Linked DNA regions of Homo sapiens: region 2 is linked to region 1. Evidence: chromatin loops called from intact Hi-C (ENCODE). Cell type or tissue: heart right ventricle. All regions are shown on one strand. Each heading gives the region's core, and the rest is flanking DNA. Links, peaks and the distances in the headings are about the cores only.

Region 1 (7,851 bases), core at 2,048-6,047:
GATCGACTCCAATTTTGAAAGAGGTTCTACTGTGAGTAAAATGCTATCAAATAACACCGCGTGCTACAGAAAAATGTTTCCTGAAAGGAAGAGTCAATTGATGCAGCAAACTTCATTGTCGTGTTATTTTAAGAAACTGCCACAACCACCCCAACCTTCAGCAAACACCACCCTGATCGATTAGTAGCCACCAACATTAAGGCAAGACCCATCATAAGTAAAAATGGCCCACTAAAGGCTCAGGTGATCTTTACCATTGTTTAGCAATATAGTATTCTTAAGGCATGTACATTGTTTTTAGTCATAATGGTATTACACACTTAATAGATTACAGTATAGCATAAACATAAATTTTATATGCACTGGGAAACCAAAAAAAAAATGATGTGACTTGCTTTATTGGATTCTTAGCTTTATTGCAGTGGTCTAGAACCGGTCCTGCAATATCTGTGAGGTATGCCTTTATATCCAAAGGAATAGAAATCAGTCTTTCAAAGAGATACCGGCATTCCATGTTTATTGCAGCACTATTCACAGTAGCCAAGGAATGGAATCAACCTAAGTGTCCATCAGTGGGTGAATGGACAAAGAAAATATGGCATACATACACAATGGAATACTATTCCACCATAAAAAAGAATGAAATTCTATCACTTGCAGCAACATAGATGGAATTGGAGGTCATTTATGTTAAGTGAAATAAGCCATTCACAGGAAGACAAATATTGTATGTTCTTATTCAAATTGGGAGCTAAAAAGGTTGATCTCATGGAGGTAGACAGTAGAATGATGGTTACCAGAGGCTGGGAAGGTTAGCGGGGGCTGGGATGTGGGATTTAGAGAGGTTAGTTAAGAGGTACAAAAACACAGACGAAATAAGTTCAAGTGTTCAATAGCTACAGTAGGGTGACTATAGTTAACAAGGATTTATTGTATATTTCAGAATACATAGAAGATTTGAAATGGTCCCTTCACAAAGAAATGATCAATGATCCCAGTTACTCTGATTTGATCATTACACATTATATGCATGTATCAAAATATCCCATGTACTATATTAATATATACATTTTTTTAATTAAGATTTGAGGTGCTATATGTGCCTGAGGAGTTATAGGGGATGCCGGTGGAACGACCATTACATGTGGCAGCTGGACTGGGCAACGGCCGATCGCCACTGTGCTCTGAGGAGAGAAGGCAGAGCTTCCCCCTTTATCTGCTGGCTGGTGAAGTCCTGAGAACCGGGCAGTCAGCTAAGCACCAAGTTTTCTCTGACTACAGAGCTCCTATCAAACGGATGGGTAGAAAAGGAATGTTGTCATAATAGCTAACCCTTCTTTAGTGCTTCTTATAGTCTGGGCACTGGACTGAGGTTTATATGTGTTATATCATTAAAACTCAATCTCTGGGAACGACTGTTAGTACTTGGTAGGTATACTATTATTATTGTCGTTTTACAGATGAGAAAACTGAGGCCCAGAGAAAGTGAGCAAAATGGTGCTGGGGGCGATTAATAGGTGGCAGGGCTGGAACATGAAGCCACAGTCTGGCACCAAAGCCCATTCATGGAGCCCCAACTCAATGGGCTGCTTCTCAGTAGAAGGCTTTGCCTTGTGGAAGGTAGTAGAATGTCTAAAATCATCAGAACACCTGTGTGGATGGTACAACACGGTGACAGATATGTACCAGGGACCTAGATGTGGAGGGAGTGAGGAGGAAAGGAGCAACATATGCACCTCTGGGGAGGCCCTAAGGTCTCCTCAGCCAATTCCTAGGGAATTTAATTTTAAAGGACACAGAGAGGGTAGTTTTTAACACAGGTTTTACTTTTAAGTCATGAGGGATGACTTTCTAAGCCACAGTTCCTTCTGATAACGGTCTTAAAAGAGAAGCACCATGAAGTGATAAACACATCAGTCCAGGAAGATTTAGAGACAGCCTAGTAGAGGAGGATTGGAAACAGTGTGGCTGTGTCCCTGAGGGTGCTGGTGCTAAACCCACGGCACAGTCCATATCAGTCAAAGCTTCATTCTCCTTGTGCCCACACTATGCTGATCTGCCCCAGTGCAACAGGGAGACGCATATGGTCAAGAGAATGTGTCTTTCACGAATAGATTTTCTCCTTCGACCATGGTGAGAAGTCCTTGTAAAGAAGCATACATGAATATATGGATGTGTTGGGCATCAGCTGTGCGTGTGGCCCTCAGCCAGGTGAGTGGAGGAAGTTGGAGGCATTCAGTGTTCACCTCCATGTGCTTTTCAGAGACATACCTGGTGAGCTGTCTGCAGATACACAGCGTAGTGGGAGAGATACGCACGTGAAAGCAGCACAGGGCATGTAGCTAGCACTTGGTAAATATTAGTTTCCTTCCCCTTTCTGTGTGTAAGGCAAGTTGTACGAGCAAAGCATCCGCAGCTCAGAATGCAAAAATAGATCTCCATGTGGGGATGTGGCCTCTTTTCCCCAAGTGTGGACCAGATGTCAGGCCGCCTTGTGAGTACTCAAGGAATGTTACGGCTTCCTTCTTCAGGACTTCACTGCTTCTCTCCATATGGAGAAGGCTCCCTTTCCATGCACTTCCTGGATCTGAAAAACAAGAACAAGAAAGAGGATGGCTCTAAAGTCTCAGGAAATGGACCTTTCTATATCCTCCCTTTTAAAAAGCATTTGTATGTAGGTTTTTTAGGTCTTGCTGTCAAGTCGGATACACAGCTGTCATCTGTTATATCGGTGATTTAATAACATAATAAAAATTTATAGAGAACCACAAGCTCATGGATGTTTGTTTTGGAGTGCATTTATTCATCATTAGTATGGGTATTTTTAATCATTTACTGAGGGCCTAGCAAGGTGCTGGTAATTCAGAGATAAGGAAGATGTCATCCTTTAAACTTGAGAAGCTTATGAATGGCGAAGAGATATAATTAATTGTGAATGGAGTGTGGTAGATAGCATCAGGTTGTATATGAGGTAGAATCAGGAAAGCAAGAATGGCCAGCTCTGAATAGAGTGAGGAGGGAAGATGGGAGATGATCCTTGAGTTGTGTCTTGAAGAATGAGCAAAAATTATATTCATGGAAAGAAAGGATACAATATAAGTGACTTGTTGAGTTTTTCTTGGCTGATACTAAGAATGAATTTTCATTAAATATGCACCAGTAATTCACAGGAAATGATCAGGTCAGAATGTTATGGGACATTGGTCTGAAATATAATGAGAGGGGAAAAAAACAGAAAATTTAAAACGTTTATTTATGATGGCTAATATTCAGAGGGGCTAACTCCCTCCTGCCCAGATAAGGAGAACTTTGCCGCCTGGCAAGGGACCTGCGGCTCTGCACTGCCAGGGCAACAGAACCACACGTCTCAAACGTGGTGTTTAAAGAAGATGTTGGAAGGTTAGAGGCGGTGTAATGGATGGGATTTGACAGTTGCTGTGGCAACACACCCACTTCCAGAACATTAGTGTTAGTGGGAGGGCAGGCAAACTCGTGGTACTTGCCCTGGGCTGCCCTATGTCCCGTACCACCTGTTCTATGCCAAAGGTATGAACAAATTCAAAAGGACAAATGCCTCACATGGCTGATGGCTGCCTGCCTTTGTAGAACTGACCCTGGAATAAGATAAGAAGATGAGTAAATCAGAGAAAAGACAACAGGGAAATAGCGTGGAGGAGGAGGGGGAGGCCAGAGCAAGCAGTGTTAACTCCTTTCAGGTCAACATTTCCCAGGGTTATATTAGAATGTATTGACTAACTGGTAGATTTTTATGGGGAAAAAATGCATATGGCATCTGTGTGTCTAAAATGCCCTTGATAGAAGCAGTAGTGTAGAATGCTTTGGGGCATAAATAGTCCTTAGAGTAGCAAAAAGACAGGTTAATGCAAAATTGGTTGGACAGGTTTTGGTTGGAGGCCTGAGTGATTGCCTCCGGAGCACCACCTTCTGGGGAGTCATGGGTATGACATGGTGTGAATATTCCTGAGGTGTGGGTGGTTGGTTTCCTTACAAGGTAGGGTTTGCAAGCTCCTTACATCCACAGGGGCTGTTTCCTCTGGACCAGTCGTTCTCAATCTTGGCCTCACATGAGAATTACCAGTGATTTTTTTAAAAGAAATTTAAACATTTTATTACAAAATTAATATACGATTGTTGTAAAATAGGACTGTATAAAGAGTAACTTGAGTTCCCATATTCCATTTCCAGATTTAACTGTCCACAGTTTCTGCGTACTCTTCCAGACGTTCCCTTTGTGTTTATAAGCATTTATATACATATATATGGGGGTGGGTGTGTATATATTGTGTGTATGGAAATATGGAAATATATGTATATGCATACAATACATAGTGTTATGCATCTTGCCTTTTTCATTCAATATTTTTTGGAGATTTTTCCATATTAATACATATAGATCTGCCGGCTGCATAGAACCTATGATCTGGATATGCTATAATTTACTTAACAATGCCTCTAGGGATTTAGATTGTTTTCATCGTTGGATTCCATTCTTTGTACACTTGTGTGGTATATCTAAAGTTTTCATTCCTAGATGTGGAATTGCTGGATCAAAGTGTGTAGGCTCCAAAAGAATTGAACTAGTTCACACTCCCACTAAAAGTGTGTGAGAAAGCTGTTTCCTCTTCCATTCAAAAAAATTTTTTTTTTTTTTTACAGAGCCCAGGCCCCATTTTCAGATCTTCTGGGTGAGGTTGGAGGGGAGCTAAGTATCTGTACTTTTACAGAGCTCCACAGGTGAGGCTGATCTGTAACCAGGGTTGAGAACTTACATATGTTCTTATCTATGGCCTTAGATAGAGGGTGTAAAATTAGGAGACGCAGCTCCCACTGATGATGCCTGGGTCATGTCCTTTCAGATCCAAATTGCAAGATCTCCTTTAATGTGGTTAATTGGGAGAAATTGAATGACCCATTTCTTCTGAAATTTCTGTTAAACTGGAGGTCTTTATTTAGACAAATGTAAACATTAATCCATCTTTATTAAGATAATGTATGATTAAAGCAACAAGGTACCATCTAGGTTCTGTTTGATACTTTTCTTGTTATTCTGTAGTTATTTGTTCATAAACCATTTTTTCTTCTTATAGGCTTTCAAGGAAGAATTATCTAATTCCTTTTGGTGTGGCCTCAGATTTCATTAGCAGTAGGTAGAGTTTGTAGTTATTGAAAGTCTTTCTCTTATTTCAGTTTGAAATGTTCCCAGGTTGGCACATAGCTTTGGGAACTGGAAGTGTCTCTTTTCCCTTGCTTAGGTAGCCTCAATAGATTGAAAGAAAATGGACATCTCTTCTTCAGAAAACCTGTTCTAAGAATTATCCATCTTAGGAAATTAGGGTGGTTATTGCTCTTCTTTACTGCCTGCCTGAAAAAAATTTCCCAGCCCTCATTTCTTTCATCCTTTCCTTTGAGGCCATGACTTGTCACCCTCTGCTGTGTTCCTCTGTCCCCTGAGCAGCTGTAAGGGGTGAGAGTCACCTACCCTCACCCCTTACACTCCCACCAACCTGAGGACCACGTGTCTTCATCTAACAGCATTTCTTTTTTTTTTTTTTTTTTTTTTTTTGAGATGGAGTCTCGCTCTGTCACCCAACCAAGCTGGAGTGCAATGGCGCGACCTCAGCTCACTGCAACCTCTGCCTCCCGGGTTCAAGCAGTTCTCCTGTCTCAACCTCCCAAGTAGTTAAGATTACAGGTGCCCACCACCATGCCCAGCTAATCTTTGTATTTTTAGTAGAGACGGAGTTTCGCCATGTTGGTTGGGCTGGTCTCGAACTCCTGACCTCAGGTTATGTGCCTGCCTCGGCCTCCCAGAGTGCTGGGATTACAGGTATGAGCCACCGCGCCCAGCCAGCATTTCTTTCTTTTCCTGTTTGAAGAAACTGAGTCCTGTCTACTCCCACCCAGCATTTGCCTGGCATATCTTCACAGTTGGTCTCCTTATCAACCAACTGACTCCCATGATTAGGTCAGATTAGATCCCCTGTTCAGGGGATTTATGTGGGGAACTACACACTGATTGGGACAGGATTTTGTCAATGTACTCAAATGACAAAGGACTTCAGAGATGTTGGAATATTCTTGGTCTACCCAAAGGTTGCAGACCACGGTGGCATTTCCTTCTTATATAGGTCCTGGTGGGCATGGGCTTGAGAAGCTGAAAGAAGACGCATGGAACTCAGAATCTGATCTTTTGATGATGACTTCATATATATGGTCTGTTTACCCACGAGGCACACAAACCTTACCTTATGCCTGTGAAATATAAAGGCAGATTTTTGTCCCATGAAGGTTTCTCCATAGACTACATTAAGCAGGAGACAGATGGGTTTAGCTTGGCTAATCTTAGTGCAAGCTGGAAAATTTCAGTTTTTCTGAAACAACATATTTCTAAGAAATTGTCTGGTCTAGAATGTTATTCTAGTGTATGTTAGGGATCTGTATGACTGTAAAGCAAGGCTGAATTACTGCAGGCCTATAAATATGTGTGAAAATTTACCTACTTCTCCCTACCAACATGGAGGTGGAAAGAAGTAGGTTTAATAAACCCCATTTTTATTACGTGTGTAAATCAGTGGCTGTTTGGCCATTTTTCTCCTATGTAGGACTTGAATTTATATGAGAAAACTTGAGTGTATGCCTTTTCCCAAGTCTTGGCTTGCATCTGAATGTAAAAATCAGATGCATGCTCAATGAATGTTAATTCAGATTATAGATAGCTATAAACTATATAGGCTGCTCTGTGGTCTTTCCTTTCCCTCTGCCTGCATGACTGAAGACCAAACTGTCACTTCCTTATAATCTAGTTCTTCCCATGATACCTCATCACAAAGGTATATATCAGTTGGTCAATAACAGGACTTGTGCAGTGAATACTTACATGAAGCAGACACTGAAGTGCCCAGCAAGAACTGCAAAGGCTGGCAGTATTAGGAGATTGCTCACCGTACCCCAAATGAGATGCCAGAGGCATAAAGTCCATTTTGTTTAGGTACCAGATGACTCTGTGGAATTAACTTGATTTGTCCCCAGTAATCCATATTCTTTAGCATACACTTCCAGGCAACACTTATTGCTTAGCAACACTTACTTAGTAACCTTTCAGAATGATCATTAACTAATAGGGAGACAGCCTGTGGTGCCGATCGTAGGCTGTTGAGGCTATCTCTACGGGCATTTTCACCTATCCTGCCTACTTCCGTAACCTATGCCCCACAAAACATACACTCTCCAGACATGAAATTTAAAAATAATGAAAGATGATGCAGGAACTTCAGACACTAGATGCAATAGACAGCAAAAGGAAGCACCTATGTTAGCCTTGGTTCTCAACATACCAAGATGCTCTTATGAACACTTCTAACAAAATGTTCCCAAGGAGAACACAAAGCAGGCACCTAACATCCAAGAAGCATGTCATCACCTCAGCATGCCTGCCACACGTCTAGCGCACTGCAGCCTTCAACTCCTGGTCTCAAGCGATCTTCCCACCTTAGCCTCCCAAGTAGCTAGGACTACAAGCACGTGCCACCATGCCTCGCTAATTTTTTGAAAAATATTTTTTAGAGATGAGTTCTTGCTACGTTGCCCAGGCTGGTTTTGAACTCCCAGTCATATTGTTCCTCATTTGCTTTTTTTCCTTCTTCTTTGTTAAGAGACAGGGTCTTGTCCTGTTGCCTAGGCTGGAGTGCAGTGCCACCATCTAGCTGACTGCAGCCTTGAACTCCTGGGCTCAAGCGATCCTCCCACCTCAGTCTCCCAAGTAGCTAGGACTACGGACACATGCCACCACCAGGCCCAGCTAATTTTTGAAAAATATGTTTTAGAGATAAG
Region 2 (5,400 bases), core at 1,399-5,398, 300 kb before region 1:
TCTTTTGTGTTTTGGATGTTTTGTAGGGAAAATTAAAAGTATATGCAAGCAAACTCATTTAATTGTTGTTATGTCACCATACTTTTTAAAAATGTCACTGCTAGTAAGTACTAAGTATTTTGGGTTGTCTAGATCAGAGGTCCCTAATCCCTGGGCCACAGACTGGTAGTGGTCCGTAGTCTGTTAGGAATCAGGCGACACAGCAGGAGGTGAGTCTAGGGCAAGTAAGCATTACTGCCTGAGCTCTGCCTCCTGTCAGATCAATGGCGGCATTCAATGCTCATAGGAGCATGAACCCTATTGTGAACTGTGCATGTGAGGGATCTAGCTTGCGTGCTCCTTTTGAGAATCTAGTGGCTGGTGATCTGTCACTGTCTCCCCTCACCCCCAGATGGGACTGTCTAGTTGCAGGAAAACAAGCTCAGGGCTCCCCCTGATTCTACATTATTGTGAATTGTATAATTATTTTATTATATATTACAATGTAATAATAAAGTGCACAAGAAATGTAGTGCATTTGAATCATCCCGAAACCATCACCCCTCTGCAACCCCATTCCCTCTCCCCCCACCTTGGAAAAATTGTCTTCCATGAAACAAGTCCCTGGTACCAAAAAAGGTGAGGGGTTGCTGCTCTAGATCTCAGATTTTGATTTAATAAGTAGTTTAAAGAAAAAAATAGGTGCAGATCTCTAGACTAACCTGTGTGTGCTAATTTACTTTATCTTAGGGATCCTGCCTTTCAGATGATTACAATTGCCAAGGAAACAGGCCTTGGCCTGAAGGTACTAGGAGGAATTAACCGGAATGAAGGCCCATTGGTATATATTCAGGAAATTATTCCTGGAGGAGACTGTTATAAGGTAAAAATATGTCCCATGCCCACCAAAAATACAAACAAAAAGACCCACCAGTGGTAAAGTTTATTTTTTCTTCTTTATTAGTGAATTTATATCCACTGTGACCATACCTCAGTGAAAAATACAAAGGAATTAGAAGATAAGACTATTGCCCTCAAGGAGCTTTAAACTAAGAAATAAATAGGTTCTTCTTCTATGAAAATAATAGATATTTCTGACTGTAAGATAAGGTTATTATTTTTAAATTACATGCTGTTCAACTTTTATCCTGTATCTGATTGAGAGAAATTATATTTGATGACTTGTTATCTTTCTACTACTTTGAGTTTTTATTAAGTTGGATCAGTAGAACTTTAATTACATTCATTTAGCCTCTACTAAATGCAAAACAAAACAGAAACAGCAAACAAAATCTAATTTCTGAATTCGCAGTTCTTGTAGCTTGAGCTAATGAGTTTTATCACTCATTAAAACCAGAAAATGTCTTTTTTTAGGAATTAGAAAGTCTTACTCTCCTCTTCAGTGTAAGAAATATATAATGAGCTCCCTTTCACTTTGGTTGGTAGGAAGCTCAGACCCAAATTTGAAGGACAACCCCAGCAGTTTAACAAACTAGTTACTATATTTAAATTCTCATTCTTCTTGGATTTCATTTGCTGTTTCTGTTTTACTAAAGTGATTATGTGTCATTTTTTGAAAATTGCCTCCATTTGATTTTGGAGAGATATCAGATATAAAGAATTTAATAAAATTATATTAATAATTAAGAATTAATAAAATTAATAAAATATTCTCCATTTGATTGACTCCATTTGATTTTGGAGAGATATCAAATGTAAATAATTTAATAAAATTATATTAATAATTAAGAATTAATAAAATATTCTATTAATATCAAGCTATATAGCATGAGAAAGGATCTTCTTATTTTGTTCTTGTTGTTTGGTTAAATAAACAGTCCTACTACTTTTACCCACCGCCCATATCCCTCCCCCACCACTGCAAACACTTGTTTACTAAGCAGTTTATCTTTTCAGCTGGATTTTTTTGTCTTGTTAGGGAAAAATTCCGTTTTACCAATAACTTCCAAAATAGTTGTAGTACTTTCAATTGTTTTATGCTTGTTCAGATAATAAGGCATCTTTTAAATATACTTTCCGAGTTCTAAGTGTTATAGAGGCCAGGCATGGTGGCTAATGCCTGTAATCCTAGCTTTGGGGAGGCAGAAGCAGGAAGATTGCTTGAGCTCAGGAGTTTGAGACCAGCCTGGGCAACGTAGAGAGACTTGAATTCTATTAAAAATTAAAAAAAAAATCAGCCCGGCATGGTGTTGCATGCCAGTAGTCCCAGGTACTTGGAGGCTGAGGTGGGAGTATTGCTTGAGCCCCGAAGATCAAGAGCAGTGAGGCATGATCGTGCCACTGCACTCCAGCCTGGATGACAGAACAAGACCCTGTCTCAAAAAAAAAAAAAAAGTATTATTTAATAAGTTTAATGGCATAAATTTTTGGCTATTAAATTTAAATTATTAAATAAATATTTAAAAGCTAAATTTAAACAAATTCAAAAAAACAAAAAAATGAATTTTTTCTTCCAAGAATTGAGGTGTTACTTTAGTGTTAAAGCTGAGAGGTGTGTGTGAGTGTGTGTCTGTGTGTGTGTGTTCAATATAGTAAGGCATTTCTTAAACTACACTTGATATAATGCAATAGTAGATCAGGGTACCCAACAAGTGATAAGAATTTGCTTCCTTTTTTTTTTTTTTTTTTTTTTTGAGACAGAGTCTCACTCTGTTGCCCAGGCTGGAGTGCAGTGGCACAATCTCGGCTCACTGCAACCTCCACCTCCCAGGTTCAAGCGATTCTCCCACCTCTCAGCTTCCCTAGTAGCTGGGATTACAGGTGCGTGCCAACACACCTAACTAATTTTTGTATTTTTAGTAGAGACAGAGTTTCACCATGTTGGCCAGGCTAGTCTCGAACTCCCAACCTCAGGCGATCCATCCGCCTCAGCCTCCCAAAGTGCTGGGGGTACAGGCATGAGCCACCACGCCTGACCTAAGAATTTGCTTTTAAGACAAGCATCAATTTGTGCTTGTTTGTTACGATGAAAACTATTTGGAGTTAGAGTAATAAGTTGATAGCGGTGGTGCTGAATGACTCTTTATCTTCTGTCAGTGATAGCAGATTAAGAAATTATTCTTATGATATCTACTTTTTCTTGTTAGAATTTTACTGAAGTATTAAAAGGCAAAATTTTCTCATTGACTATATTCTCTACTTAGCACTAGAGGGCAGCACAGAGCTATTAATGTTCTTCCTACCTGGTCATATCTGACCAAGGAAAACAGGCAAGATAGAAAAAGGTGTAGGAGAAGAGGACCAGGGGTGATGGCTCATGCCTCTAATTCCAGCACTTTTGGAGGCCCAGGCAGGAGGATCCCTTGGGCCCAGGAGTTCCAGGTTGCAGTGAGCTATGATTGCATCACTACACTCCAGCCTGGGCAACAGAGCATTTCTAAAAAATAAAAAAATTTATAGAAGTAATTTTCTAGTGCTTACATTATTTTTAAATATTTTCTCAAGATGGAGAGCTCTATGCATATGCATATTCTTCAAATACAAAATTGATATAACTTTATTTTACAACAATGTATTAATACATTTACTATATTCTAAATACTGTTTTAACATGTTAATAAATTTCTAGTCTGCACAAAATTTCTACATAGTAGAATCTGTGGAATAGGAAACACAAACTCATAAGGTTATCTTAATGAAGTTGCTGAACTGAGTAACTGTTAATATTTTTTAAATGCATATGAATGCTTTAACTTTCTGTAATTTTGTTTTAACATTATAATGTTTCATAATTAACAGTATAGGCTATCTCAAGCTTATAGCTAGATTATATTTCATTTATATTTTCAAATCTTCCAAACTGTAAGGGAGTTATTGGAACGCAGAAGAAATTTTCTTTAATTATTCATGGTTTGCCACCACCCACCCCAAAAGTTTTCCTCCTGGAAAATATGAGAATAAAATACTGGTTTAGTAGAAGCAAAATAGTATGTTTCTTTGAAAAACATATCCAGAGTTCAAATATGGGATATTATGAATACATCTTTTCAGTTCAAGCAGAACCAAGATTCCCTCAGCTCTAAGAGCTAGAGGCACCCTATAAATTGAGAACTACTGTATTAATTGCTAAAGTTAAGGAAATAAGAGAGCTCCAAGGCCCTTTCACTGTGTCAGCTAGTCCCATATCTATCTGGGGTCAATCCTAGACCCTTTTTCTGGCCAAGACACTCCTTTAAGCTTCATACCCATATTCAGTTCCCTGATCAACATTTTTACTTGGACCTCTTAAAGGTATCTCAAACTCAGCATTTCTGAAGCAGAACTCATGACATTTACATCACACCATATTCTGCTCAACTCTTCCCAAACAGAGTCTCTTCCAGTTTACCTAGTCTTGGTGAATGACAGCTTCTAGCTACACAAAGTCAGAAAATTTAACAGCTTCCTATTTCAACTCCCATAACACTGTTCAATTCATTAACACATACCATTGACTTTTTTACTCTCGAAATATCTCTTGAACCCATCAGTCTTCTTGATCTTTATTCTTATCACTGGAGCTTAAACTGTCATCAGTTTTGAATCAGCCCTTTCAGTAGCATCGTTTGTTCTTATGCACCATACCTATTTCCCTCCCAACCTACATATCTTACTAATATTTGGTTGCCTGCAAGGTTCCATATAGTGTGGCTTCTGCCCTGTCCTTCTCTGCCTCTCCATCACTATGCTTCCAGAGTAGCATTTTCTCAGTTCCTGGAAGGGGCGAATTTCTCTTTTTTTTTTTTCTTTTCCATCTCATATGCTGTTCCCTTAGGAAACAGCACTCCATTTCCTTTCCCCCATTATTTCCAGTTATCAATTCAAAGACTGCTGCCTAAGGGTTGTGTTGCCTGCTTTCCCCCAGTCTAGGCTAGGTTTTATTTTTTTCTACATATGCTCCTAAATCCCATTCCTTTCCTTTGTGTCACCTACCTCAGTTTGCAATGATATATTTATATTTATGATTGTTTAATCATCTCTGCCTGAACCACAAGACAGTATGTTTCTTAAGGGCAAGGATGCTATCTGATTTTATTCACAGTAATATTGTTAGTCCCCACTGTGGTGCCTGACACATACATACTTGCTCAATTTAAATTTATGAATGAACGGTCCCGTAGTCATTTTCTCACATTTCTGAGGATTACTGATCTGCTTATTTACCCTTCCACTGGCACCATTTGGGCTCCACACCAAGGTACTTCCTCCTTGGGCCTTTGTGTCAGATTTCCGACAACACTTTAAAGTTCTCAAATGTTCATTTTTATTTCTTTCTTTTGTTGCTGGTAACATAGGGAAAGCAGACAGAAATCAAAATCCTCTCTTCAAATCTGATAGTATATTTCATATTTTCTTCAGTTGGTTCTAAGATATACATTAAAACATATACATATAAGCTATGCATGCACACACACATATATA

The links. A loop is a pair of places that touch in the nucleus more often than their neighbours do. Peaks named below come from ENCODE experiments on the same cell type or tissue, not always from the same donor. Only the 100,000 strongest peaks of a DNase experiment are listed, where the experiment ranks them.
Region 2: a loop joins it to region 1, with 5 times the contacts of the local background. A loop is called at or near these places in 55 of 110 quality-filtered maps.

The regions. Positions count from the first base shown.
Region 1 is chr17:55,292,180-55,300,030 of GRCh38, forward strand. All of the region lies in intron 2 of HLF (HLF transcription factor, PAR bZIP family member), which reads left to right. Among named protein-coding and RNA genes, the nearest start is that of HLF, 31 kb to the left of the region's middle. RefSeq lists silencers at 3,789-4,083, 3,809-4,103. In heart right ventricle, for the core only: a CTCF peak has its summit at 3,948 (motif pointing left); DNase peaks (open chromatin) are centred at 3,543 and 3,972; H3K27ac peaks cover 1,838 bases.
Region 2 is chr17:54,990,096-54,995,495 of GRCh38, forward strand. It overlaps STXBP4 (syntaxin binding protein 4), which reads left to right. Exons shown (of 18, transcript NM_178509.6): 4 at 730-862. Among named protein-coding and RNA genes, the nearest start is that of STXBP4, 24 kb to the left of the region's middle. In heart right ventricle, for the core only: CTCF peaks have their summits at 3,134 (motif pointing right) and 3,333; no DNase peak of the experiment used is centred there.